Linked DNA regions of Mus musculus: region 1 is linked to region 2. Evidence: chromatin loops called from intact Hi-C (ENCODE). Cell type or tissue: left cerebral cortex. All regions are shown on one strand. Links, peaks and the distances in the headings refer to the core of each region. The heading gives the core; the rest is flanking DNA.

Region 1 (15,993 bases), core at 3,135-11,134, 140 kb before region 2:
GTCTATTTGGTGTTCAGCAGGCGTCTCACACCTGGACTAGCATGCATGTCCTTAGGTTTGAGAATTTTTCTTCTAAGATTTTATTGAAAACATTCCCTGTGCCATTAGCATGATATTCTTCTCTTCCTTTAATACCCCAGACTCAAAGGTTTGGTTTTCTTAGTGTGTCAAAAAGCTCCCCATGTTCCATTCCTATTTAAAATGTTTGCATTGATCTTTACTGGGTGTTCCAATTCCTGTCCTTTGCCTTCCATCTCTGACACTGTTTTCCATGGGATCCATTCTATCGGTGATGCTTTCCACTGAGGGTTTTATTTGCCTGAGTTTTTCATTTCCAGCATCATTTCAATTTGGGTTTTCTTCAGGAACCCTACCTCTTTATTGAATCTTATTCATGTCTTGGATTGACTTCCTCACCTCATTCAGCTCTTTGTTTTGGTTTTCTTGTAATACAATTATATTTTCATTGAGTTGCTGGGACATAGTTCAATTCTTTTGAATTATTTGTCTGGAATGTCTCCCAAGTCATTCTCATTGGGGCCTGTTATTGTGAGATTAGTAATTTTCGAAGGAGGAATGTTATCATGGCTTTTCTCATTGGACCTGTGCATATGGGACACTTTGTTCGTTAAGACCTTTTTCTCTTTGTTCAAATCACCTTTCTCCTTTCAGTAAAAGATGTGCAGTGCTCAAGAGAAGATTAAGTCCTAAGATTTTTGATTCTTTTACTAGGTTCTATTCTTATTTTTCTCTGGAGAGGACCGTGGCACACCTCTGGCTGGTCCTTAGTCTACAGGCTTCTGACATGGCTTCCTATATCTGTTTGCCCTGCCTTGAGTCAGTTCTAGTTTGATCTTCACCACCTCTGCCCCTCACATCTGCTGTGGGTCTCCACATACAGACCGGGCACTTTATTTTCCAAGTTCAGATTCTGCTCTGAGTTTTGTAAGTCAAAGTCGATGTATCTCAAACTTGAATAACACCGATGTGTGATGACTTGTGACCCATAGATTTATATGAGTGACATTTTTATACCGAAGTGAGTATCAAAATTACCTGTGGAATTTACAGACATACCTACATATATGTATGTTAAGACTCCCTTATAAACTAACAACTTGAGATGTCCAGGGCTAAGTCTAAGGACATGCATTGTGGAGCAGTCGCTCAGGTGTAGTGTTAACAGCAGCTATAGGCAATAAGGCTTTCCTGAAATATAATCATAGGCTCCCTTTTACAGCAAAGATAAGTCTTTGCTTTAATGCAAAGGAAGTTCAATCACAGTATACAAAAAAAGCGTGAGAGCAGGCCATTGGGTGCATGTTTCTGGGTGTCCTTGGAGAATTTCTAATGAGAGACACTTCCATTAATACAATGGAATGCTTTATAGCATATATACATATTTGAAATTGAATGGAGATGGCTAAAATGATTATTTTCAGGAAACATAAAAGAATTCAGTATATCTCTACTAATTACATTTTTATTGCTATGAAAAAATACCCGACAGCAGCAACTTCAGTGAGGGGGGGGGGCAGTTTATTCTGGCTCACAGTAACATGGAAACTTTAGCCTATCGTGGAAGAGAAAATACAATGACATTCTTGAGGAATATCAAATGTTAAACATGCCTTGCATGACCCTGGACTAGAAGGCAGATAGCACAGACTGGTAGTTTCAAGTGATCTACTTCTACCAGCTACATACTAGGTTGTCCAGCCTTCTCAAACAGAAGCATATGGTTCAAGCACAATGCCACCTCCTCTTTTGCTTAGAACTTGACTAAAAATGCAGTCTTTTCACGTGTAAGAACATTAGCACCTGGGAACATTGATACAGATGAACCAGTTGGAGACATTTCATATTTAAGTGTTAAGAGGTAAGAGTGTCCTTCTTTTTTGCATGTAAAATTTAGACTCAGTTCTCTCTCACTCTCTCTCTCTCTCTCTCTCTCTCTGTCTCTCTCTCTCTCTCTCTCTCTCTCTCTCTCTCTCTCTGTGTGTGTGTGTGTGTGTGTGTGTGTGTGTGTACCTAGTTATATAATTTGGAGGCTTGCATAGTCTAGACACTGCCCTACCCACTGGGATACACCCCAGGCCAGGCTCCTTTTTGAAGCTATAGAGAGATTCTTATAGTCTTCAGTTACTGCCAGAATAATTTTCCTGCTGTGAACATTTTAAAGAAGAGGCAATTGATAAGAATGTGTGCACTAATTACAAGTCTATGTTTTGACTGACTGAATGAAGTTCTGAATTCTGTACCTGGAAAGCTTTGCTTCTCCATTTTGTTTTAAAATTTAAAATGTGGGCTCAGTCTAGGATGGAGAACTGTTGAACAATTCTCTAGAAGACATCTGAAAGCAATAGATGCTCAAAGGCAAATAAAAGTAGTTCCCTATGAATGCGTAATTAATGTTAGTGACTATATCTTTTCTCCCTTCATTTCTTTTGAGAGTTTGTCTAATACAATAAAAAAAAAAAAACAGTTTATCCACTTACATAATTGTGATTTTGAAAAAAATCACACTTAATTTAACATTTACTTTCCATTTTATTTAACTCAAACATTAAGGATTTTCTCAACTCAAAGGCTGAAAAGTTGACACTTGGAATGATTGACATGTAAACAAATCTTCAACTGCTCTGAACTTTTCCAGCTTAACTCTCTTTGTGTTCCATTTTTCTTGGGATCAAGAATACTCTGAGATTGATCTGAAATGATTAGATTTAGTGCCATCATTTGATTCTCATGACTCAGGAAAAGATTTTTAAAATATTTTTTCAGTCATGTTGACAAGATATACATTAGGCTTTTTCATCGGATAGGTCATGTTCTTACACATGAAAAGACTGCATTTTTAGTCAAGGTCTAAGCAGAAGAGGAGGCGGCATTGTGCTTGAACTATATCTAGTTTTGCATTTGTGATCTGATATTTTAGGTAGTCTGGTATAACGGGCTTCTTCTTTGATTAGTCTTTACTTTCTAATGAATAAACAATACAAATTATTTTGTATTATTGGAAAAAAACAATTAAGATTTTTTTAAAAATTACCAGTTTCTACCCACATATATAGAAGTCTATTACAGTTGCTATTTCCATTTCTGTAACATTATAGCATCCACATGCCCACTTTCAATTCTACAGTAAGCATTTTTTAATGTGAATATATTCAGACATCATTATTATCTCTATTTTTTGAAAAAGCAACTAGGGTCCTGCTCTCAAAGGTACAGGTCTTGGTGATCCTAAACAGAAACTAGAGTGGCATTGATAAGATAGGGAGGAGGAAGCGCTTATTTAAGAATTTCTTTTATGACACATAATTCATTATAAAAATCTACTTTGCTTCAATGTCCGCTGTTGCTCTTAATAAAAATACTTGGATGTTTCTACTGCTTTTTAGTTTTGATGTCACTTGTATCATCAAGCCAGATTTAGTAAACCTTTATTACATTCCAAAAGTTGTGATCAAAGCAGAAGAAATTTCCTTGAACAATTCCTTTATGTGCGCAGAATTTTCTACTCTCCTCTGACATTAAGGAACCATTTTCTTCATGATTGGTCATACCCATTTCTACTAAAGGATACTCAGCTTCATCTTTCCCATGCCAGAATCTACCCTCCCCATAACTCTATGCATCCACTTTTCAGGTGGATTGCTCACCCTCCCTTTTATTGCTATTTTCCCATCAGGAGTGCTATCGCTGGCTTCCTATCTGAAGCCGATGCAGCTGTAATATTGAAGTTTTCTTGTCATTAGTGACTCAGAATACTTTCTATTTGGCACTGAATACCTTCCTGCCCCTTCAAGGTCCACTGACTCCTCACTGAGTTTTTTTGTGTAGTCTCCTGTTTCCTGAGATCACAGTTTTCATCTTAACTCTCTTCTTGGGAAGTACATTCTCAGATATTCCCATACTGACTCAACCCTCCCAGTTACCCGATTTTGACCCTTTTGCAAGTTAATTCCCAGCAAGCAGCATATTAGGGTCAAAGCTATAATCTTTGTAAGTATGAAGCTAGTCAACTGGCTCATGTTTGCATGCAGGATATAAGCAAAAGCCATGAACCAGGCATGTATCCTTCATAATGATGGGTGTATAACTGTATTACATTCCATGTACAAAGACCAGTATAGGGAAGGGATTGGAGAAAGAAGTGCTTTGTACAGAACACATGAAGTCTGAGGTATGTACTAGATTTTAAAGCAGAGCTAGCAAGTGTAAAGCGAGATGCGTTGGCAGGAAGGAGCTGTAAATTCAGGGGTGATCAGATGACACTTGTATTTCAGTTCACATACCTGAGTGATATGAATAGGATTTGCATGCACAGAATACCATTTTTCCCCAGTTTAGTGTGGTGTTGAGAGCAGCTATAATCAGTGACAAAGGCTCCAGGAGGCTAAAGCTGCAGGATGCTAGCAATCCACTATGGACTATAGATAGAAACGGGAGGCAGAACGGAACTGACAGAGGTGTGGAGCTTTAACCAGAAGAGTGAATTAAGGCACATCTGCTATGTGGTAGCTGTATGTATCCCTGAGGGGCTAAGTTCTGATTTTCAGCCAATGTAACAATGAAAAGCAGTTGCTAGTGATTTATAACTTGCCGATGACCGTTCAAAACCCCTGTGAATACTCCTTTTAATAATTTCCCTGCATTGCTTACTGAAAACTAGTAGCTTTATGATTTGCACATAATTTAACTAGTTTTAAATTTAATCTCATGCCACATGGACTATGCTTATAGAATATGACCCTGGGGATTCCGCCTGGAAGTCAGAGCTCTATGGTAGTTGCTTTTAAATCTTTCAAGACGATATATATATATATATATATATATATATATATATATATATATATATATATATATCTCCTTGCCTTTAGTTAAGCCTTCAAAGAATATAACATAATGAGTTTTATACAGCTGCCCAGTGTGCTTGCTGTGGTGACAAATCTCATCATGGGACCTAATAGTAGGAATGCAAAGCTAGATAAATGATAGGAGTGAGTCAGTATTCCAAGTTCCATCAAATATTCCAGAAATCATGTGACTCGTAATCTCAGATGCCTCCTGAATATCAGTGAGTTTTGTTACTCCTTAGGGAAAGGGGTTACCAAAAAGTAAGAAGGAAGGGAGGAATGAAGGAAGGAAGAGAAGGAAGAGAAGGAAGGAAGAGAAGGCAAGGAAGGAAGGAAAGAAAGAAGGAAGGAAGGAAGGAAAGAAGGAAGAGAAGGAAGAGAAGGAAGGAAGAGAAGGCAAGGAAGGAAGGAAAGAAAGAAGGAAGGAAGGAAGGAAAGAAGGAAGAGAAGGAAGAGAAGGAAGAGAAGGAAGGAAGGAAGAGAAGGCAAGGAAGGAAGGAAGGAAAGAAGGAAGGAAGGAAGGAAGGAAGGAAGGAAGGAAGGAAGGAAGGAAGGAAAGAAAGAAGGAAGGAAAGAAGGAAGGAAAGAAGGAAGAGAAGGAAGGAAGGAAGAGAAGGCAAGGAAGGAAGGAAGGAAAGAAGGAAGGAAGGAAAGAAGGAAGAGAAGGAAGAGAAGGAAGAAAGAGAAGAAAAGAAGTGAGAGGAGAGAGGAGAGAGAGAGAGAGAGAGAGAGAGAGAGAGAGAGAGAGAGAGAGAGAGAGAGAAATGAATTTTGGTATCTTTGTATACCAGTACGTGTGTTAGCCTTGTATACACTTAAATGTTTATAAAATAAATAACAAATAATGATGTGACTTGCAGGCTAATTTTTCTATGAGCCTGAACTTCCAGAAGGCTCTTCATATAGTAACAGTGTTTGAGTTCTATGATAGCCCATGTGCTTGAGCACAATCACATCCAACACATTCTTCTCAGCGTTCTCTCAGTGACTTTATTCATTGCTCAAGCCAGGGATACCCTGATGAATATCACATCCAAAACAGAGCACCCTTATCACAGGAGTAAGGGCTTTTGGGGGACTATTTTTTTGTTCCTAGACTTTCTTTATCTTTGCTTTATTCTCTCTCTCTCTCTCTCTCTCTCTCTCTCTCTCTCTCTCTCTCTCTCTGTGTGTGTGTGTGTGTGTGTGTGTGTGTGTGTGCATGTGTATGTGTGGTGTGTGTGTGTGTGTGTGTGTGTGTGTGTGTGTGTGTGTGTGTGTTGATGCCCCAGTATGTAAGGTCTGTTTGAGTAGATGCTCAATTGTATATTATAATTCCCAGAGTCCTAGTACATAAGTCCTACTAGATAGTTAAGAAACATTTATTGGGTAAATAAACACTCATGTTCACATTGTATGTCTTAGCTGTCTGGTAAAGTCATTAGCACATCAGACATCCTGCTTTGCTCAGGGCCCATCCTGGTTCTAGTGTTCACTTTCAGCTTACTATTTTATCATTCATCTAGGTATTGATTAGATATTCATTTAGTGCTGACCATATAGCACACCTTCATTTAGGTATTGGGAATATAGACATGCACTACTCAGACCAGACATCTGCTATCATGGAACCCTGTGCAAGAGAAGCATTGGTCTAATTCATGTCCGTGGATACTAAGGCTAGTGTGAGGCAGTACAAGTAATGTTAGAGCCCACCATGAAGGGGCATGTAGATCACTGGTTGGCACTCATTGCATGGTGTGATGAAGAATGTGATTAGGGTTGGGTCTATGCTGTAAAGGAAGGCCTGGGAGCTTGGAGAGAGGAAGACCCTGCTGCCTTGTGTCCTGGCTAAGCCCTGAATGCAATCATTAGCTAAGGCAGTGAAATTCACATGTCTTATTTGTGAGTACTTTAACTGGTTAGTTAACATCATTAGTAGTTAAAGGTGAAGTGATTGGAAACTCTCATAGAGATAGCCTAAGGCAATCCCTTGCCATAGCAAATTCTGTGCCCAGCGCACACTCTATCACAGAGACTTTTAATGTGAAACTGCACCAAAATGAGGTTTTACCCTTTTTATTCCTGAAAAATCTCCTTATTCGGTATCATCTATAATTTTCTTTTTTGATGCTCCAAGGGAAAAGAAATCTAGCAAGTATGTGTATTTAGAGGCAAATCATCAAATATCAGAACATTCACAGGCATCTTGAGAGAAGCCTAACAATAATTCATTTAATCTTTTGTCTGGTGTCCATTTTCATAAGACTGCTTCAGCCTCAACACCTACCGGGAGCTGCCAGAAACATTAAAGCTCCCCATTTCAGTTCTCCATCCTTATATTTCTTCCTTGGCTCTGTGCCACCCTTCTTCTGCCTTCAGGCCAGTATTCCCGTGATAAACTTTTGATTTGATGAAATATGACGCAGGCATTTTGCATATCAGCACACAGCGTTCCCCATCGGAGCCCTTCCCCTTGTCTAGGGGGAGGTGGGTAAGGATGGCATTTGAAGAGCACTTGGCTCACTGAATGCCTTCTCCCTCAGCATCACTGTGAAGCAGTTTAATTATGCAAATGAGCACTCCTTAGCACAGGGGCTGGGGGAGGTGTGGCAGAGAGTGGAGCAGTGCAGGAAGGTGCGAGACAGGAATCAGGCCAAGAATATCCACACTTCTTATACTGAGAAAGTTCCCAGGGACTTTTTTTTTTTTTCCTTTCCCTCCAAGATGATAAATCATTTCAAAGCCTGCTCTTTTAACTTCCTTTACATTTTTTCCCATCTTACTTCCTGTTCTAAAAAGGATGGAGTCTTTTTTAAAATGCTAGGTTGGTTTTAGATTTTTGTCTCCTTTAGAGAAGCTCTTATGGTAAAGTAACAGCAATGTTTTTCACGTTGACGCTGAATTTCAGGGAATGAATCTTCCTTGATACTTCCTTAGATCAGTGGAATGAGTAATTCAGTGTGGGTGTTGGGGAACACATGGGGAACCTTCAGAGGGTGGCTTCTGGACTGGGGTTTCATTCATGGGGACTAGGTTTGGGCACAGTTACCCAGCCTGCATAGCTTTCTTGGAGAAATAGAGACCTATAGAATGAAACCTGAAGCGCAGGGATTGGTTGGCAGCTCACAGGAGGATCCAGCTGGGGCTTAGAGAATAATACAGTGTTTGATTTTTCATTTTAACCTTTATAGCTAAGTAATGAGACATTGTCCAAAATCCTTCTAGGATTTACTAGAGCCAAAATATAGTATGATAACCCCAGTTTTAATATACAGAGAAAGCTATGTAAGTTCTCAATATTGTTTCTTCATATATAATTTAGTATTTTTCAACTTGGCAGATGTTTATAGAGGATTGGCTTAGAAATAGACTAGACAATAGATGGGATACACTGATCTAAATACACAAGTCTGTATGGCAAGGCGGGAATGGGAGAGAGCTCAGGAGGCTAGCCACATAGAATGTTGAGTGTCAAAATGATAAAAGCGAGCTGTGGTCTACGGAGGGTTTGTGTTCCTGAAGGGTCGTTTGTGATTAAGTGGTTCTTTTGCAGGGTGTCAGGAAGTACTATAGCATCTTCCAGAGCTTGGGGTGAAGTGAGAGCCTTAGGTCCTCTTTGGTGGGAGGTATTTCTTAATTAGTCCCTTCAGTAATTCTTTGCAAGAAGATTGTTATAAAATGAGCAATCCTGGCCCAAACATCCTTCCTCTCTGCCCTGTTTGTGATGTGGACTGCTCACTCAGACATGCATTATACTGTGAAAAGCCATCATCTACCCCTTCTCTGGGTTCTGCCTCCCCAGCATGGGATTGGTTCTGGAGTATAACAGTGGATGAGAATAAGACAGTATGTGATAAAGGGAAGTCCTGAGAAGAATTCCTGGTATGACTTCTTGACTATGCCAGGGCCTAACAAACGCAGAAGTGGATGCTCACAGTCAGCTATTGGATGGATCACAGGGCTCCCAATGGAGAAGCTAGAGAAAGCACCCAAGGAGCTAAAGGGATATGCAACTCTATAGGTGGAACAACATTATGAACTAACCAGTACCCTGGAGCTCTTGACTCTAGCTGCATATGTATCAAAAGATGGCCTAGTGGGCCATCACTGGAAAGAGAGGCCCATTGGACAAGCAAACTTTATATGTCCCAGTACAGGGGAACGCCAGGGCCAAAAAGTGGGAATGGGTGGGTAGGGAAGTGGGGGGAAGGGTATGGGGGACTTTTGGGATAGCATTGGAAATGTAATTGAGGAAAATACGTAATAAAAAAATTAAAAATTAAAAAAAAGAAAATAGGTTGATGTGTATTGTATACAGGAGGCAAAGTTAAATATAACATATTTCTTAAAAATAGACAAAGTCGATAATTTTAAAAGCAGAGGGTGAATTATATTATTGGGCAAAAGGGAATTAGTTTAAAACCATTAAATAAAACCATTAGAGATGAGTGATTTCTAACATCAAATACAGAGTAACAATTGTTCCACCAATGACCCTTACGAACTGGAATTTGATGATGTTCTAGTCTAACCTGCAGTCTAGAATAGTGGCATGCTTTAATTAACTAGTCTAAGTGAACTCTGGTCACTGAAAACATCAAACATCTTGTTTTCAAGTGTATATGAAACATTTATAAAAATACAAATACCAGAAAATGAGGTCTATAAGTGACCAAGCAGTAAATACACAAATATTCATTTCCAGTCTCAATATAAGGAAGCAGAACTGAATTTGACAAAACTAAGAAAAATGTTAAAATTCACTTAAAAGCAATATATTTAAAGAACAACAACAACAAAAATCTAACCCAAGGGTATTCCTGGCTATCCATTACTATCACCTAGAGAAAGCTTTAAAATAATTGTGGTGGAAATTTTTATTTGTATCTAGATTCAAATTTACTGTGGTATAAAGTAATGTTTACATGTGGGTTCTCATTTTCCTGTCTCCCTCTTTCACTCCCTTTTCTTTCTCTCTCTCTCCCTCCCACTTCATCCCTGTATTCCCTCTTCCTTTTGCCCTATCTGCCACCTTTTGTATGTATGTAACTATCTACATATTTATGTACACACATGTATATGTATACATATGTATTGGTGTATATGTGTACTAATGCATGCTTTCACACATTGTTTGTTTTTAAATATCTTCCCTCCCCTCTTATTTTAGACCTAATAATGTCTCAGATTTCAAGATTACAAGTACACACACATACACACACACACACACGCACGCACACACACACACACACATACACAGAGAGAGAGAGAGAGAGAGAGAGAGAATTACTGACTTATATCTCAGATGAATTTTACATATAATCTGGGTGGGGAACCTTGTAAATAACATGAGAAAAATATGTCAAGCATATAAGTACATGAAATAAATCCTAGTAAAAAAAACAAGAAACAAAAAAACCAAACAAGCAAAATAATTTTACCATGTAGTAGTTCCTGAAACAACAGGTGGCCGTTCAACTCATTGTTTAGAGCTACTGTAAACTCAATTTAAAAACTGTTATTGACAGTGCACACACACAATAATTATAAACTTAGAACATAGATTGCATAGTAATATATAAATAGGGGTTATATTTTTAAATTTAAAAAAGTAATTCACAATCAAAAAGACTTCATTGTAGGAATTTCAAAACAATTCATCAGTGAATAAGCCTCTACCAATCCTTTACATTCATAGATGAAAATAATAACTGGATCTCTGTGAGGAAACTTAATAGAAATATCCTTCATGGCTCTGGTATTTGAAAACTTGGTCCGTAGTTGGTTTGCGGATGTTACAAAACCTTTAGGAGGTATAGCCTTGCTAGAGAAGTGTGTCACTGGGAGCAGGCTTAGAAGTAAGACCTTAACTCATTTCTAGTTGTCTCTTTCTGCTTTGTGTTTGTGTTTGAAAATGTGATGTGTCAGCTTTCTCTTGTAGCTGCTTGCTTCGATGCTTCCCCCACCATTATGGACTCTTCTTTTGAAAACATAAGCCCAAATAAACTCAATAAGATGCTTTGGGCATAGTGTTTTATCATAGTGACAGAGAAAATAAATACCTTCGTCTTAGAAGTTAGAAGTGTTGCTGTGTATGCCCCACTGCCTAGTTAGTGTCAAATTAGTGATAAGACAGCACTTTCTTTAAAATAGTTCTACATCCATGATCCTTCATCCCTTCTTCTCATGCCTTGCTAATATCATCTCAGACTTTAAAATTCAGTTCAGGCTGTGGTTTTGTTTTTTTAGAGATGTGGCTGAAATTTTACATTCTTGGGATGGAGTAGTTGCCCATCACTGTGTTTCTGGTTGCATATCTCCATCTGTGGCCATTGCAAACACTGAAATTATGATGTACAGTCAATGTGTGTGAAGCTAGATGCCCAAGAGATGAATGGCTATATACTTGTATCTGGTTTTTGCAATCTTTGCTTCTTGAGTCTTCCCATAGAAACTAGTTTGTCCTATCTATGATACAATGTTAACTAGAGCATTTTAAAGACTTTACTGGCCAATCACCAACTATAGCTTAATGTCTGTATTTCCCAGGTGGTGTGGTATAGTTTATTTTTGTTTGTGATAAATTGTCATTCTGCCTTTATGGAGAATTAGACTTCCTTGCTACCTACCCATTGTCATCAGGGCTGAAATGGTGACCTGCTTTGGGTTAATAAGCTAAGAATAGAGATGCTAGGTGCTACATGGAGTCAGTAGCTTTGTAGACTATATTGTCCTCCTTCTACTTTAACTGTCCTATAAGAATGACAATGCATTATAAGGGAAGTCCTATTCTCCCTGAATCCTGGTGTAATAAAGATGCCTGGAACAGAGGTATAGTGGGCCCAGGGTTGATACATGCCATAAGTAAAGGGTTTTTGTTATTTAAGCTAATGATACATGAAGCTTATTTGCTGCTTAGGACTGATCTTATGAATCATGAAACCCTCTAAATCTAGGCTCCCCTAATTATGCAGCCTTATTTCTTGCTATTTTACTTTTGTGTGTCTGCTTTGCCTTATACTCTCCCAAGCACAACACCTCCTCTAGCTGCCACCACATGCCTTTTTTTCCTACTTAACTCTGTGATGTTTCTCACCTCCATGACTTTGCATAGTCCACCCCCTCTTTCTAGAATATTCGTTCTCTTCTGGTGTCCTCCTACTCAACCCAACTGTTGGTTCCTACATGGAATCTTCCTTGGTCTTCTTGCTTTTCTCATTCCCAATCTGGAACACGACTAACTTGTTCTCTCCCCCTACAAACTACCTAATGATTGGTAATTCACTAAGAGTTTTTCTTTGTTTTTGTTTTCAATATCTTAATTATGGGAATTATGTCTAACTCATGTCTAGATATCAGGGGTTTGGAAAATACCTGACATAAAATGGGCCTCACTGAACTCTTTTCTTGTTGGCTTTTTTGGTTAAAATAAAAATTGGAATAGTTAAACAAGAAAAAAAAATGTGATCACATTACAATTAAGTAATCATTTGATAAGGACTATCAAGAGACCTGGATGTGCTTTGATAGAGAAAGCCTTAACTTCCAAGTGGAGTTTGTCTGAGCATTCTGCTTAAGTGAGTCCTCTTCCAGGTAGCTTCCTCTGATGCTCCTACTGGTTGAGAATACCCACTTTAAACTCTGTGGATTTCTAGGTATAGCATTCTCCATATGCTATATCATGACTTTAATGAGAGTATTGTCTTTTCCTGTATACTATAAACACAGAGAAGGAATGGCTCTTTATTTAAATCTTTTCATTTAAAAAATAGATGTCAAATAAATGCATGATGAATGAATAAGCAGGATAATATCGACAGAGAATATTAGACCATTTGGTGATATCTTAATGTCCCTTGGTGTTTGAATCCTGAATGGAGAGACATACAGACAATTACTAAGTGCTTCCCAAAAATAAATATCAATCTATCTAATCTTTAGGCTTAAACCACAGAACAACTTTTCTCTGAATTGCTTTCTGGTGTCCCACAGACTTCGGTGCTGTCCCACAGTGCTCTGTTTTATTTTTAATTCTGGAAAAATCTGAGAGTTCAAGATATGGCTTCATGCTGTAGACTCCTTCCTTCTCATCATATGATTTTGAAGAAAGTTAATCGGTCTCAGCTTCTAACACCACAGAAACAAAGTGTGGGCAACAATAGAAACCATGTTGTAGCATTTTAGAAAGGTTAGTGGGAAGATGTGTGTAAAACTCTTAGCTCATTGACCAGCACCTGGTAAATAAACCAAAACTAGTGTTATGATTATCTTCTTTTGTCAGTGATTGTAAGATAATTTCATTTTACAAGTTTTAGGAAAAAAATTGTACACAGACAGAAAAAGAAATAGTATCTTGTGGACAAGTACATGCTTAGAATGGTAGAATCCAGAACCAATATTCTATAGTTTAGTAAATGATTACTGAGAACTTAGTGAGTATGAGATACTGAGAAAGCAAATGTTCTGCAATCACTGCCCTCAAAGAAAATGAAGAAAGAGGGGGCACTTCTGTTTTTGTAATAGGAGGAGTGGGTGCTGATACAAAGGTGCAGTTGTAGGAACACAGAAGACTAGAGCCTAACACCTAGTGTCAGAGAAGGGCATTTCCATATATAATTTAGCATGCTGTAAAAGAGGTTGAAAGGCTTAACCCATTGAATTGAATAACAAATACCTTAGCTTTGCTCTGGGACAAAGTCAGTATGGAGAATTCACAGAGCATGGGAAGATGAAGGTTGGGACTGAGGAGGTGGCTTAGTGGCCAGTGTTTGCTACTCAAGCATGAAACTCTACATTTGGATTGTAGGCACTCAAGTAAAGGCTAGGCACGGTGACATAAGCCTATAAGCCCAGCACTGTGGAAGGTGGAGGCAGGTAGATTCTAAAGGATTGCTGACCACACAGCCTAGCTGAAATGGCACACTCCAGATTTCAGGAGCAACCCTGTTATGATTTTAATGTGAAATGTTCTCCCTTGGTTTGTAGGCTTCACCCCTCAGTTCAGAGCTGATAGAGTTGCTTGGAAAGCTTGTGAAACTTTTAGGAGGCATAGCCTCAGTGGAACAGGTGGGTCTCTGAAGCTTTGTAGTCTACTTCCTATTCAGTCTATTTCCTGATTCTAGATGTAATGTGACCAGCTGGCATCTTGCTCCTCCTACTATGTTTCCCTGCTCCAGTGCTGGGTTTTAACCACTATGATGCCCACTGGAACTTTGACACAAAATCAGCCACTTTTGCATTATGTTGCTTTCGTTGGGGCACTTCATCATATCAACGAGAAATGAACTGAGCCCCATCTTGTCTGAAGAGGTAAGGCTGAGAAGCAATTGGGAGAGAAACACTGGAAATTGACATGGTTGGAAAGCACAGAGATACCAGGATGCTTGTTCCTGCACATATCTATACATATGCATATGTGTGCATGAACATGCATACATGCACACACACACAGAGACACAGGAAAAGTAGGGAAGAGGACAAAGGCACAACTGAGCAAACTTGTTTATCTATGAGGATGCTGAGGTGTGGAAAGAGAATTACTGTGTTACAGGCTGTTCCAGAAGCGTGGAAGAAGAGATAAAACAGGGAAGGAAGTTGGTGGTCAATATTCTATTCAGACAAAGGAGTGGTCTGTCATATGCTTTACTAATAGGGGTCAAGTTCATGGTGAAGGAAATTGAAACTCGTAGATGAGGTCAAATTGTCCAAATAATGATGTCATGTATAAGATAAAAAGATGTAGTTGTAGATGTCCTAAAACACAGACCTTGTATTATTTGTGACTATTGTGAAAGGTGTTGTTTCCATAATTTCTTTCTCAGCCTGTTTATCCTTTGTGTAGAGAAAGGCCACTGATTTGCTTGAGTTAATTTTATATCCAGCTACTTCACTGAAGCTGTTTATCAGGTTTAGGAGTTCTCTGGTGGAATTTTTACGGTCACATATATACTATCATATCACCTGCAAATAGTGATATTTTGACTTCTTCCTTTCCAATTTGTATCCCATTGATCTCCTTTTGTTGTCAAATTGCTCTGGCTAGGACTTCTAGTACTATATTGCATAGGTAGGGAGAGAGTGGGCAGCCTTGCCTAGTCCCTGATTTTAGTGGGATTGCTTCCAGCTTCTCTCCATTTAGTGGGTTGGGGAGCAGGGTGGGGGGAGGGTATAGGGGGCTTTGGGGATAGCATTTGAAGTGTAAATAAAGAAAATATCTAATAAAAATGCCTTAAAAAAAGAAAAGAAAACAGAAAGTAGACAAAGGTAGTGGGGCTTTGGGTCATGTGTTCTTTCACTGAAAATACAATTTCAATAACATAAAATAAATAGGTTTTTTTTGGAAACAACAACAACACAGAGCTTGAAGAACTAGTTAAGTTGTGGTAGTGCTGAAACAGAATCATCTGGAATAAACACAGTGAATAATGATAGTTTGGGACATATTGAATTTGTGATTGTCATTTGGGTGCATTAAAGATGCATATGTATATAGGATCCTGGAGCTCTGGAGTGGAGGTAAGTAGAAAATGTACCTTTTGTGTCCCACCTACAGACAGGTAATATTTCACATCCTAAAAGTTACACAAGAGCACCCAGAACATAGCATAAATATATGCTAACAAAATGCTGTGAATCAAGAATTACACTGGGGAAACCACAAGAATTGAAGATGAAGATAGTCAGAGACACCGTCTAAGAAGTCAGGAAGGGAAAGAAGCTCCAGGATGAGCCAGAAGTATCCAAAGGAGACAAGAGTTTAAAAAGCTGCAAGAAGACATGTATATCGTAGAGTTCCAGAAAGAATGGAACTAAATAACCATGGTCAAAACTGTAGTTCGTTCCCTTGAAGAGCTTAGCCAGAGCACTTAGTTCTCTGGGGTGGTTGCTGAGGAAACAATTGTAGACTGTGGTTTCAAAATTCTGCCTCACTAACAACCCTAACTGGCTTCAGAACTACACAGGTATAAAAAGGAAAGGTTTAGATAATTTTATCTAATAGATAATTAGAAAAATCAAATAAAATACAAATCATTATTAGATAGATCAAAACTCCCTGGTTCTTAACAAACCATTTGCATGTTTGCTATGTTAAGGATTGTTTTTCTAATTATTTCTTTGTATTCCAACTGAGGGCATACCTTCAAAATTA
Region 2 (15,993 bases), core at 4,938-12,937:
TTGTCACAAGCTTAAACAGGATTTGTGGACTAGGAAGTGAAATTCCACAACAGTAAAGCTCCCCTTGACAATATCCTTGCTCCTCAGGTTTGTTAAGATATGATGCAAAAATCTATTCATGTATTTCCTCTGTGCTGGGTCCTTTACACAGATCACCCACACTCACAGACATTACTTCCGTGATTGTGCTTGCACATGTGCGAACACTCAGCTCAAACCATGTAAAAGAAATAGCTAAGGCCATGTCATCAGTAAGTAGACCAGAGGGTCTTAGGTTTGATATTTCTTTTGGGAGCAATATTTATAAGCAGATGTATAACCCTGTTACTTTTTCATGTATAGCTGAGAAACCTTTATATATAGATTTTAGCTCAAGATAGAATTTTCACACTGCAGGATAACTTCTTACTCCCCTTTTTATAGCAGGGTCAGGGTTCAATAAGGATGTTGACTTTTCCCCTGACTTGAAGTTAAAATTCAAACTGAGCACCATAAGTCATCAGCCTCCATTATGGTTATACTCTGCATGGTTGTGTGGCTATGCTTGAGATGAAGTTGTCATGATCTGAGGGATGCCATGTGGCCTGGACCTTCAGCACTATAAGTGGGACAATGAGACACTACTGTGGCTTGAATATGCCATCTCTCTCCTTAGTTCCTTTTGTTGTTTCTAGGTGATGACTCTAAAACCTGTGAAGCTGGCAATGATTCTTAACCATTTTAGTCCCCTAGAGATGCACATTTTCTATTTTGTTTTGAGTCAGTGTCACCAGTTTTGGAATGCTGTGGAGTCTAGTTGGTGGGAGTCTATCACAGAGCAAAGTCCTTGGATGCATTAACCCCAATCTATGCCTGTCACGCTCTCTGCTTCCTGGTTAGCCATCAATAGCATCCTCCATGACACATCCCTGCTGCCATATTGTACCCAAGTACACAACGGCAAGAAGTCCTAGACTGAAGCCTTTGAAAGTCTGAGCAAGTAAGTCTTTCCCCATTACTAGAGTCTCTTCTTGGGTTCTTTTGTCCCAGCAATACAACATTATCTAATGCAGACACTGTAGGTGGAATTGTGCAGTGAACATTATTTCTGCTCACTTCTTTGCCTCAGTGCTGCGTCTATGTAGTCTGTCAAGGTTGCTGAGTATGGCAAAGTTTGTTTATGTCACTCTGTATTTCTGTTGTGTGTCCATTCCATATTTTTTCCTCTAGCTTATTGATAGGCACGTGGCTTCCCTCTCCAAATCTTTTAGTCTGAGCTCATTATCCTTTGGCCAAAAACAACTTACAAACTTTTTATGATATTAGTCTGGAGGTAATTAATTTTATGAGCTCTTAATCTCACTTTTTTTTGCTACAAATAAATAGCTTTCCTTGGCTTTTCAAAAAGGAATGGTGCCAAATGTTCTTTTTTCTCCTATAGCATAGAAAATATTTTAATGTTATTCTCACTTCTCTTTTAGCATTTTAAAATAAAAATTTAAATTATTTACACAGTAAAATTCCATTTATATGGTGTATAATTCTATGGTTGTTAATTCAATGTTTATAGAGCCTTATAAGCCATTTCCACCATAATGACAGAAAAAATTAATTATCCTCAAAATTCCTCTCTCCTACTTGAGACACTGAAGATCATTGACTTAGTCTGCAGAGTTTTTTCTAAGAAAGTCACAGACACTGACTCATGTGACATGTCTTCTCTGGGTTTTCCAAACTTACCAAAATATATTTGAAAATCAGCCTTGTTAATATAAGCATTTCTTTCCAGCTTGGGTATGTGCATGTGTCCATGTGTGTAGGACAGAGTTCAGCCTCAACTATTGTTCCTTCGGAGACATCTACCTTCCCCTCCCTCCAGACAGTACCTGTCACTGTGATCTGGGTGCAAAGATCTTGTTCCATTGGCTGGCCATTGAGTTAGCCTTTCCACCACTGGGAATTCAATTGTGTGTTGCCACCCTGGGACTATATGTAGGTGCTGAGAATTGAAGTCTAATCCTCATGTTTGTATGACCAGTATATTAATAGTTGAGCTATCTCTCCAGCCCTAGTAGAGGATGATAATGACCAAAGGTTCAGTGTTTTGTGAGATCTGTTCTCATTTATTTTGAGTAAATACTTGAGAGTATAATTGTTGGGTGACATAATAAGTCTTTATTTAAATTTGTAAGAAACTGCCTAATTTCTTTTGCATAGTTGTTGAATCATTCTTCACTCTTATCAAAAATGTGTAAGGTTTGAGCTGTTTATATTCTTGGCAGTACTTTATAACATCACTTTTATGTTTTAAGTAAATAAATTCTAATGGGTGTGCAGATACATATCATTATGGTTTTCAACTGCATTTAGCTAGGAATTATATAGAATATTCCTATGTTTTTATCTACTCATCTATTTTTCATATACTATATGTAAAGATCTTTTATTCATTTTAAATTGGGTTGATTATTTTCTTGTTTCATTTTAGAACTATAGCTATACTCTGGATGGAAGTTTTTTTTTCAGACACATGATTTTCAAGTATTCTCCCCTGGTCCCTTTTTTTTTTTTTTTTTTATTCTTTGTGTCTTTTATAGAATACAAGTTCAACTTTTTATAAAGCCACCATATAGATGTTTTCTTTCATAGGTATTTCTTTCAATTTCACACCTAAAACAAAACCCTTAAAAAACAATCAAATTTGTTAAAGATGAAAAATGTTAATGAAAGTGAAGACATGACTACTGATGTCACAGAAATATAAAAAGGTTATAAAGGGCTGCTAGAAATGACTATATTAATGAATCAGGTAGCCTAGAAAAAAGAAAATTTCTATGAATACAAGTGATTATTTAAAACTCTCAAAAATTACAATGTACTTCTTTAATAAGCAATTTCAGCAATGCCAGTATATGAGGTTAATATAAAAAGGCAAGAATGTCTTATACATAAGCAATGAACCATAAATGCTTTCATTCTCTGTATGTTTGTTGTATAAAAAAAGCTTCTCATTTTTGCATGTTAACTTTGTGCCCTGCTAGTTTGCTTGTGTATTGAATCATACGATCCACAGATAAGGGTACGGTTACTCCTTCCTCTTTGCATCCTCTTTATCTGCTTCCCTTGTCTTACGCTGTATTGACCAGGACTGGATAGATGAATATCCTTGCTTTGTGCTTTGTTCTTGATTTTAGTGGAAATGCTCTGAGCTTCTCTTCATTTAACACAATACTGGATATTGGCTGTGGGCTTATTATATACTGCCTAGTGTTAAGGTAGGGCACCTGGATACATAGACTCTCCAAGAGTGTTAAAATGAGTAGATATTGAATTTTGATAAAAACTTTCTCTACATCTATGAGATGGTATTATGGTTTCTGTTTTTTAATTCATTTACATGGTTGATTTATATATTTTGAGCCATCCCTGCCTCTGTAGGATGAAGTCTACTTGATTATGGTAGATATTTTTTTTTGATGTGCTCCTGAGTTCAGTTTCCAAGTATTTTGCACCAAACATGTATATCTGCTTTCCTCACTGATACATGAGAGAGAGAGAGAGAGAGAGAGAGAGAGAGAGAGAGAGAGAGAGAGAGAGAGAGTAATTACCTATGAAGTACATGCTTGAATACTGTGCAGTGGAGTGGAGGGGTTTGTTTTTCTGGTTTAAGTAACTTTTCAGTTGTACATTGAATAGCCTTAGCTGCATGAGTGCACGCCTGCTAGAGCTTTATTTCCTCCAGACCATGTCCATCTAGAAACAAAGTAACAGCTTGGATGTTCTTTGCTCTCAACCTATCTGGCTTTTTCTCTGAATCATCTAAGGTCCAGGTAATAGGGGTAGTAGCTGCCTGATTTTGGAAACACACAATGCAGCTTGCCCATTCTGGCAACATCATCCCTAAATATCAAGTTTTCCTCTCAGATAAAGGCTTTCTGTTTCTCTTTGATGGATCTTTCAAACTATGCTTTACTGAACTATTTTTTTTTTCTTTTTTCTTTTTTTCTCTTTTTCTTTTTTCTTTTTTTCTTTTTTCTTTATTTCTTTTTTTTTCCTTTTTTTTTCTTTTTTTCTTTTTTTTTTTTTTTCTTTTTTTGAGACAGGGTTTCTCTGTGTAGCCCTGGCTATCCTGGAACTCACTTTGTAGACCAGGCTGGCCTCGAACTCAGAAACCTGCCTGCCTCTGCCTCCCGAGTGCTGGGATTAAAGGTGTACACCACCACGCCTGGCTTTCCTGAACTCTTAACAGTGTTTTGCTAGAGCTGTTTGGTCATATGATGGAAGGCGTAAGGAATGAGAAAATGCCCTCTTCTGCTGCAATGGGCTTGGTTCTCTCTCTCTCTCTCTCTCTCTCTCTCTCTCTCTCTCTCTCTCTCTGTGTGTGTGTGTGTGTATATGACGTTCCATTTTCTATTAGAAATAGGTTAAAGATAGAACATTCAATATATTTTATAATACACTCCTGAAATAAGCAACCTAAATATTTGTGTTATATAAATACTTTCTAATGCATCTATTACTCAGACTTACATGAGATTCTTCAACACAGATACACACATACATATTTCAGGATACCAGATGTCTGAACTGGAAAGCCTATTCAAATTGCCCAGACTTTGCATGTAGCACTTGCCTTCAAGGGTAATATAAAGCCAGGGAATTTCAAGTTGTATATTATAATCATCTGCTTAAATATTTAAGTGATCATTTATTCATGAGGCCTTCCCTCTTTCCTTCCCAAGATAGTTGGCATGATGGAACAGCAATTACAAGGCGCTCATAATCATAATCACGGCAATTATTATGCTTTCTGGCAGTTCTGCCGTAGTCTTACATCGTAAGCCTCCAGAGATCAAGTTCTGCCTGGGGAACAAAGAATGTCCATCCTCAGCAGGGCTTCCAGCCTGTACTCTTGCCCAGGTCAATTGGAGAGCTTCAATACTGCCTCAGCCACACCCAGGACATATCCCCAGTGGCTAAGTGTCACTCAGTAAATGAGACTGTTGCATACTTAGCCACACTTTGCTGCTCCCGAGAGTTCTTCATCCTTTGATATCTGCAGGGTGAAGTGTAGCTGATTTAAGATTCTACAAAGCTTTCTGCCTCAGATGCCCTGCAACGGGGATCGGCTGTGAATGCAGAAATGAGTAGGGTATGGAAGATGGCTCTTTAGAAAATGTAAAGGAGCCAATTTCTAAAGAGAGTTTAGTGTTCACTCAGAAATACCAAAGCTGTTTATCTGCACCTATATACATTCTTCTCACCCCCCTCGTGCATCCCTGTGTTTAGAGCTATCAATATCACAGAGAATGTAGGGCCCCATGCTATGAAACTGAGTTCCATGGCTGTCTGAACTGAAGTTCCAGCATTAGAACCATTGCTGCTAGGAAATGTCACCTTGTCCTTACAGCTTGAGTCATGGGGTTTCAAATAACCAACTATCTCATCCGTCAGCAACTGTCCCAGTTTGAGCCAAGTTAGTTTCACAGCTTAGGAAATCCCAGGGCTGTGGCACACTAGGACAGCCAGTGTTCAAGGTCAGTATTTACATTAATCATTGAGTTGCCTGCTGATTGTTGTCATTGAGTGTGAATACCTTGAAGGTTGAAATTGTGTAAACTCAAAAAAAAAATGAGTTGCTGAAAAAAAATGAGAGTTTGAGTAAGTGAGTGAATAAACAGACCAAGATAATAAATAAATAGGGTTAATTAGTTTTCTAAAGCTATGATTTTAAAAGGTTAATTCATTTTTTTTTCTGTGAGGGAGAAGCAAGAGCCTTGTTCTTAAGTTTACTTAAATTAATTCCTCAGACCTAAAACAATAACCAGATTGAATGCTTGAAGATCAGACTGGAGGATGGTACTGGGATCACTACTGAAAAGTGAAAACTCCTACGGGAAAAAGATGTTGGAAGAGGTCAAGCAACCAGAGATGAATACAGAACGTTCCTTCCCCCTAAGCCAGAAGGATCAATGTTGTAGTTTCAGTCTATCATTTCAAGCCTGGGTCATGGAGACTCTGCCCTCACAAATGGATTAATGCTACCATGTCTCTCACCCTTACCTTGTCTTCCACCATGAGATATGAGAAGACACTCCTGACATACACTACATCACAGCTCCTGAATCTTGGATTTCCAAGTCTTTGGAACTGTGAGAAAGTGCATTTCAAATCATTTTAAATTATCTAGTCTGTGATAACTGTATTACTACAAGAGATCAGAATGCTGTTCCTGTAGAGCCCACCCACCCTCCTTTATTGCAGATTAGCCCACTGCATCATCAGAGAACTCTGATTAGTTAACCAGTGAATGCAAGAGGAAAATAAAGAGCATCTGGCATACTGTAGGAGGTATGGAGATCTGTTTAGTATAAGAGTCTTGACGACTAATGGCCTGAGTTTGAAATCTAGCACTTTCTCTGTGTCCAACTCTGTGTCATCGGGCAGGTTACAGAGTATCACTAATCCTCCACTGTCTCACCTATGGAATAACTGTCACATCATCTAGGTGACATCATTCTTTCAAGATAAATGAGATGCAGTATTTGGCTCAGCATGTGACTCATGCACAGTTCTTCATAAACAGTGGCTGCTGGCATTGCTTTGATTATTGCCAGAATAGAGTCTTTGGCATGCAAGAGCCATGCTGACATCTCATTGAAGAGTTTGATGCAAATGTAAATACTTTAACAAGCACCTAAATGCTACCGGCAATTTAGAAGACACAAAGAGATCTTATTCTGACCTAGGAAAATGTTTCGGCTAATTCAGACATTGGAACATTCAGATCATAAAACTAGGAATCAGCAAGGACTGGTGATGTAGAGATAATAAGTATGTTTCTGACTTTGTGAACTTGTAATTCCTTTAGTGTAGGGACATCTTAGACCTTCTTATACTCAACTCATTAGTGTGTGTGTGTGTGTGTGTGTGTGTGTGTGTGTGTAGAGGTACATCACAGAAAATTGAAATACAGCCATTAAAATATATCAGTGACCATAAATATTTTTTACTATTGGGTAAAGATCAAAGGAGGTTTGAGTGTGTCAACCCAAGTTCACATGCTGAGAACCAGGGCCTGAGGGAAGGTGTTTGATCCTGACTATCCAAGTTTCATTTTTTTATTGTCAGAATCTAGCATTATATAAACAGAGAGAATGTCTTTAAATTGTCCATATACATTTAATAATAAAGATAATCATATGAGAAACTCTGGAAATTATAATATACTACACTAAACAATTAGGCCTCTATTAGTTATAAATCTTCAGATTTTATAAGACCATATTTAATTGGAAAAAAAAACCACAAAATTTTATTAGGTTTACAAAGGCTTATCACTGACACTGAAATTATCCCAAGGACTATAGAGGGGTTCCTTTTAAATGAGGGTCACTTAAGAGATTCTTTTGCCAGGCCCAATAGTGCTCCCAGAGCATGCCCTCATACAATCTAGAAACCTGAAGCCCTTTTAGCAGCTAAAGTCTGGGTTGAAACTAGATTCAGCAGTTCTGCGTCTCCAGCAGTTCAGTTCCTTTGCCCTTGGGAAGCCTAGAGCAACAGCATACTAAATGACTGCTATGTTTAACATCCTTCAACTTCTATCAGTAAAACCAAGCGATATTTCCGGAGTTTGTTGAGACGAGTATGTGAGAATAGCTTAGATGGTCTCAGGCTCCCAGTCCTTCTGCCTCCCCCTTTTAAGTACTAAGATTATTGATGTGTACCCCAACTCCTACTCTTACTTTGATCCCTCAAAATATCTGCATTTCAGGGTATTAATGTTTTCTCTAGGCACAACCAGTTATTTTTCTAGAATTTTGGTAGAAAAGCTTTGGCATTATATTTAAACAAACACACATGTGCATTGTCATTTTCTTATAATAAATCTGGAAGCTAAAAATACATGGACCTCTTTTAGGCTATACCCAGCGCCCTAGTGTTCTGTGTTTACACTTCTCTTCTGCAACGTGGGTGGGATGTTTTGAGTACTCAATGTGATGACATTTTCCAATCGGCCAAACACACATACAAGTTCCATGACTTTGTGTTCTGAATTTGCACACATTTCTCTTGCCCTGCCAGCACATGGTCACACACAAAAGCAAACTCTAGCTATAACAAATGCAGGGCTCGCCCTCCCTTTCTCTCCACCCCCAGGTTCCAGACGTTTGCATTTCCTTCAGAGGGAATAAGATTGGGTCCTTATGCTTTTTCTTTTCCCTAGAGGCCCTGGAGCCTCCCGCAGTTATACAGAACAGCTGGTGATACTCTTAAGATTTTCTACAAGGCAAAATGCAGATGGTGATAACCAACCACACATTGTCATTTTTTCCCCAGACACTACCCTCCAGAGATAAAATTGGCACCAGTGAAATGAGCACATTTTCATGCCAGTAAAGAAGAGCCTGCTAAAAGGCATGGTGTTCTCTGAACTCTTTCTGTCTACCAAACTCACCCCCCAACATTGACACAGGTGACTAAGGCTTAAGGCCAAGTCTCAGAAATTTTTGATTACTAGGATGGAAAAAGACTTTTCTGGGTATTCAAGGTGACTGTAGCTCAGTAGAGGACACTGTTGAGACCACAAACTCTCAGAAAGCCCAGACATCTATCACTATGGTCCATACCAGGGAAGTATTAAGATTGAATTGAGCATCATAAGGGTGAAGACCCAATAAGTGAAAGGCTGGTGGACATTCTAGGAAGAGAGGTGGGACCTCAGGAAAGATACAATAGACATTTGTCACAATATGGTGTTCAGGGTTCCAGCACTCTCACCTGACTTATGTAACTCTATTAGCTTCTTCAGTTCCTCCATATACAAATTGGCATAACATTCATCTCAGAGGTGTTATGAGACCTAAACCATATTGTGTGGAAAATGTACAGCAAGTGCTACAGTGGTTTCTCACAAGTGGACTCCTGAAGAGAAGCTGAGCAACCCTGCCTTCCCTGAGTTACAGTGCTCAGGTTGAACGAAAGGAATGACATGGAAACAGGACTCTTCTCTGCATGAGATAACAACTCAACTGAAGCAATGCACATTAGTGACCCATTTGCTTGCCTTGACCTCACCCACTAGAAAGCTCTATGGAATAGATAAACCTGCTATTATTGTAGCAGCTCAGCTTCAGGTTATATCTAGAAAACAGTCAAGAATTGGTACAAAATATACTCCAGTGGGGTAAGATTATTTTCCAGTTGCTAATGAAAGAGCAATGTGCCAAAAACATAGTCTGAAAGATTAAGTGTGAGTTTACTTACCATAAGGAAGGTAAAACCATCCTTCTAAGGTCAAGGGAAAGTCAGAGTCCCTAACTTAAGAATCATTGGCCTCTTATATCTTACCTTGCAAACCTGAATAACAAATTTCAGGAGAACTGTAAGGATATGCAAGGATCCACCCAAAGAGATTTAACCCTTTTGGTTAAATCCTGACTGCTAGGGATTCAAGGAGTAGGTGTGAATCAGCATCCACACTGTGAATCTTCCACCCTAACACTCCCAAAATATTGCTGACAACAAGTCATTCCTGAGATCCTCTGTTCTCTGACCGTTGAATTGCTTTGTCTGGCATGCATTTTTTTCTTTGCTTCCCTTTATCTGTGTTTATATTCTTGCTCCCCCTAGATTAGTGGTTCTCAACCCCCCTGATGCTGTAACCCCTTAATGCAGTTCCTCATATTGTGCTGACCGCCAACCAAAAAATCATTTTGTTGCTACTTCATAACTGTAATTTTGCTATGGTTATGAACCCTAATGTAAATATCTGATATGCAGAATATCTGATATGTGACCCCCAAACTTGTCACAACTCACATGCTGAGAACTACTGCCCTACATTTATTACCATGGGCTCCTACTACCTGCATACATTTTTTGCTGCAACCACCTTAGTTTGACACTGCTAAAATGTTATGGCAACATTCTTCTATTCCTGTCACTAAAGTAAACACCTTTTTTCTCCTGATAGTCCATTTCTCCTTAGAGTGTGTTTTTATAGAAAGACTAATATGATTCAAAGGTACTCTGCTACCTGGGAGGAAATTAAAAGATTTTCCTTATTTGCTGAGATGAACCACATTTCAGAGGTTCATGAACCTGTGGTGCCTTCTTCTCCTGAGTGTTACCAACACCATCCAGTGGGTCTTACTGAACAGAATCATGAACTTTGTTGTCCCCATTCACAGGACTAGGACCTTCTAGGACACCATTTATGGCTAGTATCTTCTTGAATGAAAAGTAAATATTATGGACTTAAAGCAAAAAACAAAGAAGGCAAAGGGAAATATCAATGATCATACATTATGTTTGAACAAAGTAGTTTTTATAAATGTAAGTCAGTATGTTTAATTTGCCACCAGATAGTTATACATGAGAAGGGGGAAACAGGAACCACTCACACACCACAAGAGGGACAACTTTCTGCCTGGGTGACTTTCTAAACTGTGTGTGATAGGGAAGAGGAACCAGGCAGAGACTCCTGGTCTGCATCATTAAAGGAATCTAGAATAGTCAGGGCAGGGAGAGAGAAGAGAGAGAGAGAGAGAGAGAGAGAGAGAGAGAGAGAGAGAGAGAGAGAAAGACAGACATAATGAATGCACTCCAAATGTCTGCAGACTGTCCAACCTGAGCATTCATAAGGAAAGGAATAATGTATGAGTGTGAAGAAAGAAAGTCTCTGAGCTTATGAGCAAACAAAAAATGACAATAACTAAAAATGTCTACATATTACTGAGGAAAAAGAATATTTTTTTGCTCTAATCAGTTGAAATGGAAGGTAACATTCCCCAAGGGGTCACCTTCTGTGAGATAAATCCACCACATTGACACCATTGAAGACTTTATCGATGGCTGATAGCAGCATGGTGAACTTGCTCAAATTATGTTCCCCCAAGCCTTTACAGCCCTTTGTCTTCTATGCATAAGAACTACAGTTAGCTAGATAGAAACAGAAATACAGAAGCCAAAAACAAAGGTTAGTACATTTGGGGTCTTTCCTAGAACCATAGACGAGTTCTTCGGTCTTACTATGACTGCTGGTGGGGTGTGCTCGGTTTTAAATTCAGAATAATTCCTTTAACATGATATCAATTGTGTGAAGATCTGGTGAAGGAGGCTGTTACATGCTGATCATAGTACTCAGGGTGGAAATTCCTCAGTGGGGGAAAATTAACCTCAGATGTAGCTCAAATCTTGTCTAATAAAGTCTAAAAGTCATACCCAAAAGACTGAAGTGATCCAAATAACTAAATCACATTAAGAGAGAGCAATGATCAAAAGTAATTCCAAGAATAAAGGAAACCTAGTACCAAACAAGATAAAACTCATTTTTACCTGCCTCTCATAAAATTAAAATTCCCAGGCTTACAGAAAGTACAAAAACAAAAACAAACAATAACAACAACAAAACCAACCTACATGGGGATGAAAAGACATCAGTCAGCAGCAGAAAGCAACCCAGATGTGACCACACACCTGATAGAACTGGTAGGTGGGAAACTGGTTAACTCCAAGAGGTCCAATCAAGCACGTGTTAAATAGTAACACTGAAACTGTTACAGGGACCCAAACCGAAGATCTAAAAATGAAATCACACTTAATAAAATTTAAACTATATTATACAGTAGAGGGTAGATAGGAAAATTGAAACACAACAATAAAAAATTATACAAAGTACAGAGAAAAATGACTCCATTAAAAGAAAGGAACACAGAATCTGAATTCTGACTCAATTTCAAGTAGCTAAATACACATGAAATTCTGTCATCAGATGCATGAGGAAGGGATGGGGACCAAAAAACAATATTTAAACATATGCTAAGAGATGGCTCAGCAGTAACAAGCATTGGCCACTCTTGCATAGAACCCAAGTTTGATTCCCAGCACCCACATGGCTCACAGGCATTGGCAACTCCAGTTCTAAGGGATTTGACTCCCTTGTCTGTCCTCCGAGGATACCCATCATGCATGTTGTATATATAGGAGCAGGCAAAACACGCGCACAAACTTTACATATTTATACCAAGTTTAAAGAAAACAAACATTTTTTGTTTTCTGGCTACCACTACCTCATTCCCAGATACACACTGCAGCTGCTAGAGCCAGTTTCCATTGCAGCACCACACATGACCATAGACGTTTGCTCTAGGGGTCTTTAGAAGTAGCAAAATATCATTAGTGAGACACAAGAAAATATTCACAGCCACTAACCCATTTATGGTACTAGCCACATAGTACCTCTAGCACTCTGACTGTTGTCTTCATAACACACATCTGAGCCTCTGTTATCATCATTCTTTCATTGCCTTCAACTCTACTACAGTGTGTACTGTGACAGGTCATTTGCCATGACCTGAGAAGGGATGGGAGAGGGAGACAATACTGTGGTATCGGCTAGAAATAGAACCAACACTGAAAAATAAACTCCTGCTAAGTTAGGTCCTTTTATGACGGTCTCCCCAGAAAACAGTAAAGTTATAGGAGCCAACACAGGCACTGATTAATATGGTGAAAAGGTAATGTAGGAATTCCAAAAGAATATAAGAATGAAGAGAACATTCAAGGCCCAGGGGACATGATTAATTGAATGAATTTCCCAGTTTTTGAATACTCAAAAGGGAAAAGTCAAAGTACAGAAAAATGGAATAATAGTATAAATATTCTCTAATCTTCAGAAAGATATGCATATCAAGGTACATGAAACTTATGGGATCCTAAATTGATATAACTAAAAAAGATCTATGCCACAGCATATCATGGATTAACAATAGAAACAACACAGAAAAAAAAAAAAACCTTCTATTTTGTTTTTGATATCAGAGCCACAAACATTTTATTTATTTATTTATTTTGGATTTGAATTATTTTTAGTAGATATTTTCTTTATTTACATTTCAAATGTTATCCCCTTTCCTGGTTTCCCCTCTGAAAACCCCTATCCCATCTCCCCTTCCTCTGTTCCCCAACCCACCCACTCCTGCTTCCCTGTCCTGGCATTCCCCTACAATATGGCATTGAGCCTTCACATGACCAAAGGCCTCTCCTTCCATTGATGCATGACAAGGCCATCCTCTGCTACATATGCGGCTAAAGCCATGGGTCCCTACGTGTGTACTTTTTGGTTGATGGTTTAGTCCCTGGGAGCTCTGGGGGTAATGTTTGGTTGATGTTGTTCCTCCTATGGGACTGCAAGTCCCTTCAGCTCCTTCAGTCCTTTCTCTAGCTCCTCCACTTGGAACCTTGTGCTCAGTCCAATAGTTGGCTGAGAGCATCCACCTCTGTATTTGTCAGATACTGGCAGAGCAGAGACTGAAGGAAAGGCCATCCAGAGACTGCCCCACCTGGAAATCCATCTCTTATACAACCACCAAACCCAGAAACTAATGCATATGCCAGAAAGATTTTACTGACAGGACCCTGACATAGCTCTCTCTTGTGAGACTATGCCAATGCCTGGCAAATCCAGAAGTGGATGCTCGCAGTCATGTATTGGATAGAACACAGGGCCCCTAATGAAGGATCTAGAGAAAGTACCCAAGGAGCTGAAGGGGTCTGCAACCTATAGGAGGAATAACAATATGAACTAACCAGTACCCCCTAGAGCTATGTCTCTAGTTGCATATGTAGCAGAGGATGGCCTAGTCGGCTATCAATGGGAAGAGAGGCCCTTGGTCTTGCGAAGATCATATGCCCCAGTACAGGGGAATGGCAGGGCCAGGAAGCTGTAGTGGGTGGTTTGGGGAGCAGGGCGGGGGGAGGGAATAGAGGGCTTTAGGGATAGCATTTGAAATGTAAATGAAGAAAATATCTAATAAAAATGCCTTAAAAAAAAAAAGCAAAGGAAACAATCCACAATTTACTGAGAAGGAGAAGATGTGTGTATGTTCTACTCATCAGATATAGGGTTAACATCTAAAATGTGTAAAACACTTAAAAATAAATTTTAAAAATAAATAATGCAATGAAATGGACAAATGATCTGGATAGACACCTCTTAAAGAATAAATATAAATGACTGATGAATATGAAAACCCTGAATCAAAACTACAATGAAGGTTTCTGAAAGTGGAGGTAGGGTAAAGACAAGCAGCACTTTCCTACAACCTCACAAATCTAGAAGAAAACTTGCCCTTTTGGCTTGAAAGAGAATTAGGCTGTGTGGAAAGGCAAAAAAAAAAAAAAAAAAAAAAAAAAAAAAAAAAACAGGGTCACCATAAACAGCAGCCTGTGAGACAACTCATAACAATGACTATTTGATGTATAAAGAAAAGAACTGGACTGTAACATAGAATCTCAAGTAGAAGCCATAGGGAAAGATGAGATCTCTTCTCCTATATCTGACCCACAAACAATCTTTTCAAAAATGTAAAACTTCTAGAAGCATAGAAAAAAGAAAAGCCTGGATACCAGTCTAAGCAGCTGAATGAGTACTTTTCTGTGTCACTAATTACATTAGGCATGGGTACCATAGAGAGGATGTGGACCCTTAGAGAGGCTGAACAGTTAAACCACTCGCCCCAGAAGAGTGCGGAACACTGCACATTTGTGTTTTCCCCAAACTCCAGAGCCTCTATTCCATGATACAATCAGAGAACTATAGAACTACATGAACACCCTACAGAAGTATCATGTACTGTCACTCAAGGAAGCAAGCAGTCTCAGGTTGAGAACACAGTCTCAGACTTGGTGAGAAGTTTCCATTTGGGAAGGCAAATATTAACAGGGATGGAACCCAGGACATTGAAATCCAAGGAGAGCAATCTAGACACTTCAGAACACTCATAAAATCCCCATATATCCAGGTGGCAAGTTTCCTGAAGTAATGTCCCAATCTGTGGCTGGGTTGATGCCAAGGCAGCCATTCAACCTTACAGCACAACCATCTGATTTACACTGACATGATATCAGCCAGTCTATCAGTTTGGTCAAGCTGTTTTGAACTGCAGACACAGATGGCTGCTTTAGCACTTACAAAGTTAAATTCAGAAAAAAAAAAAAAAAGGAAAAATAAAAAACTCAGGAGGCAATATTTTCTGCCACTATAAAAAAAAAGAGATTTAATTCATGGTATATTTTATTGTATTTCACATTTAAAACAGAATTTACATTGCTCAATTAGGTAATATGGTTGTTTTATTTTTGTATCTATAGTTATATTTATTCTATGTAGTATCTGGGCCACTTTTCTTACCAAGAACATATATACTTCCTCTCATTTCTGGTTCATTTTCTTTTGCTTTATCCCACCTCCTCCATGTACTTAATTTATAATTTTCTATATTTTAATAATCCTTAATCTTATCCCAACTCCATAATCTATTTAACTATACTTGATCTATTATTTCTCTATTGTTCTTTTAATACTTTCTTTCCATTCTAACAATGTCACAGCATTACTTCATAGGACGTATAATAATGCTATGCCACTCATATTCCTGTGTTCCCTCATGGTTACTTAAAACATAGGTGAAACTGTTTCTAACTATTACTATATTTTCACAGTAGGTCCATCAATCATCTCTGGTTATTTCTACAGATAATAATCATGGGTTAGTGCTGTAGATTGTATCCAGTGTTCAGAGCATCTTGGTTCTCCCAGGATTATATACTGAACTACATACCCAGCCCAGAGGAAAAGAACAGTATCTTAACCCTATTACAGACTAGTGCGAGCAGACTACTGTAAAAACCTCAACTGAAAAAAATATGGGTCTTAAAAAGCCAGACAATCCCAAACACACATGCAAAAATACAAGAGATATTCCTAAGGCAACAGACTGTCAAAAATTACCAAAGTCATGGTAATTAATTATAAGGAAAGTGCATTAGGTGAATTATCAGCAGAGAATGACTATGACTTCAACAAAAAGGACAGAAATTAGTGGAATGAATTATAAAAGAATTCAAATAATAACTAAATTAAACAAAGACACCAATATAGCAGTGGTACCCAACCTTCCTAATGCTGTGACACTTTAATGGAGCTCCTCATGTTGTTGTGATTCCAAC

What was found. Hi-C counts contacts between places; a loop is a spot of excess contacts. Peaks named below come from ENCODE experiments on the same cell type or tissue, not always from the same donor. Only the 100,000 strongest peaks of a DNase experiment are listed, where the experiment ranks them.
Region 1: it touches region 2 in a loop (16-fold over the local background); 2 of 42 quality-filtered maps call a loop at or near these places.

Annotation. Positions count from the first base shown.
Region 1 is chr14:74,105,957-74,121,949 of GRCm38, forward strand. No RefSeq gene overlaps it. Among named protein-coding and RNA genes, the nearest start is that of Gm35517, 99 kb to the left of the region's middle. In left cerebral cortex, for the core only: no CTCF peak of the experiment used is centred there; DNase peaks (open chromatin) are centred at 4,343, 7,433 and 7,788; H3K27ac peaks cover 1,227 bases.
Region 2 is chr14:74,244,782-74,260,774 of GRCm38, forward strand. No RefSeq gene overlaps it. Among named protein-coding and RNA genes, the nearest start is that of 4933402J15Rik, 100 kb to the right of the region's middle. In left cerebral cortex, for the core only: no CTCF peak of the experiment used is centred there; DNase peaks (open chromatin) are centred at 6,542 and 8,231; H3K27ac peaks cover 918 bases.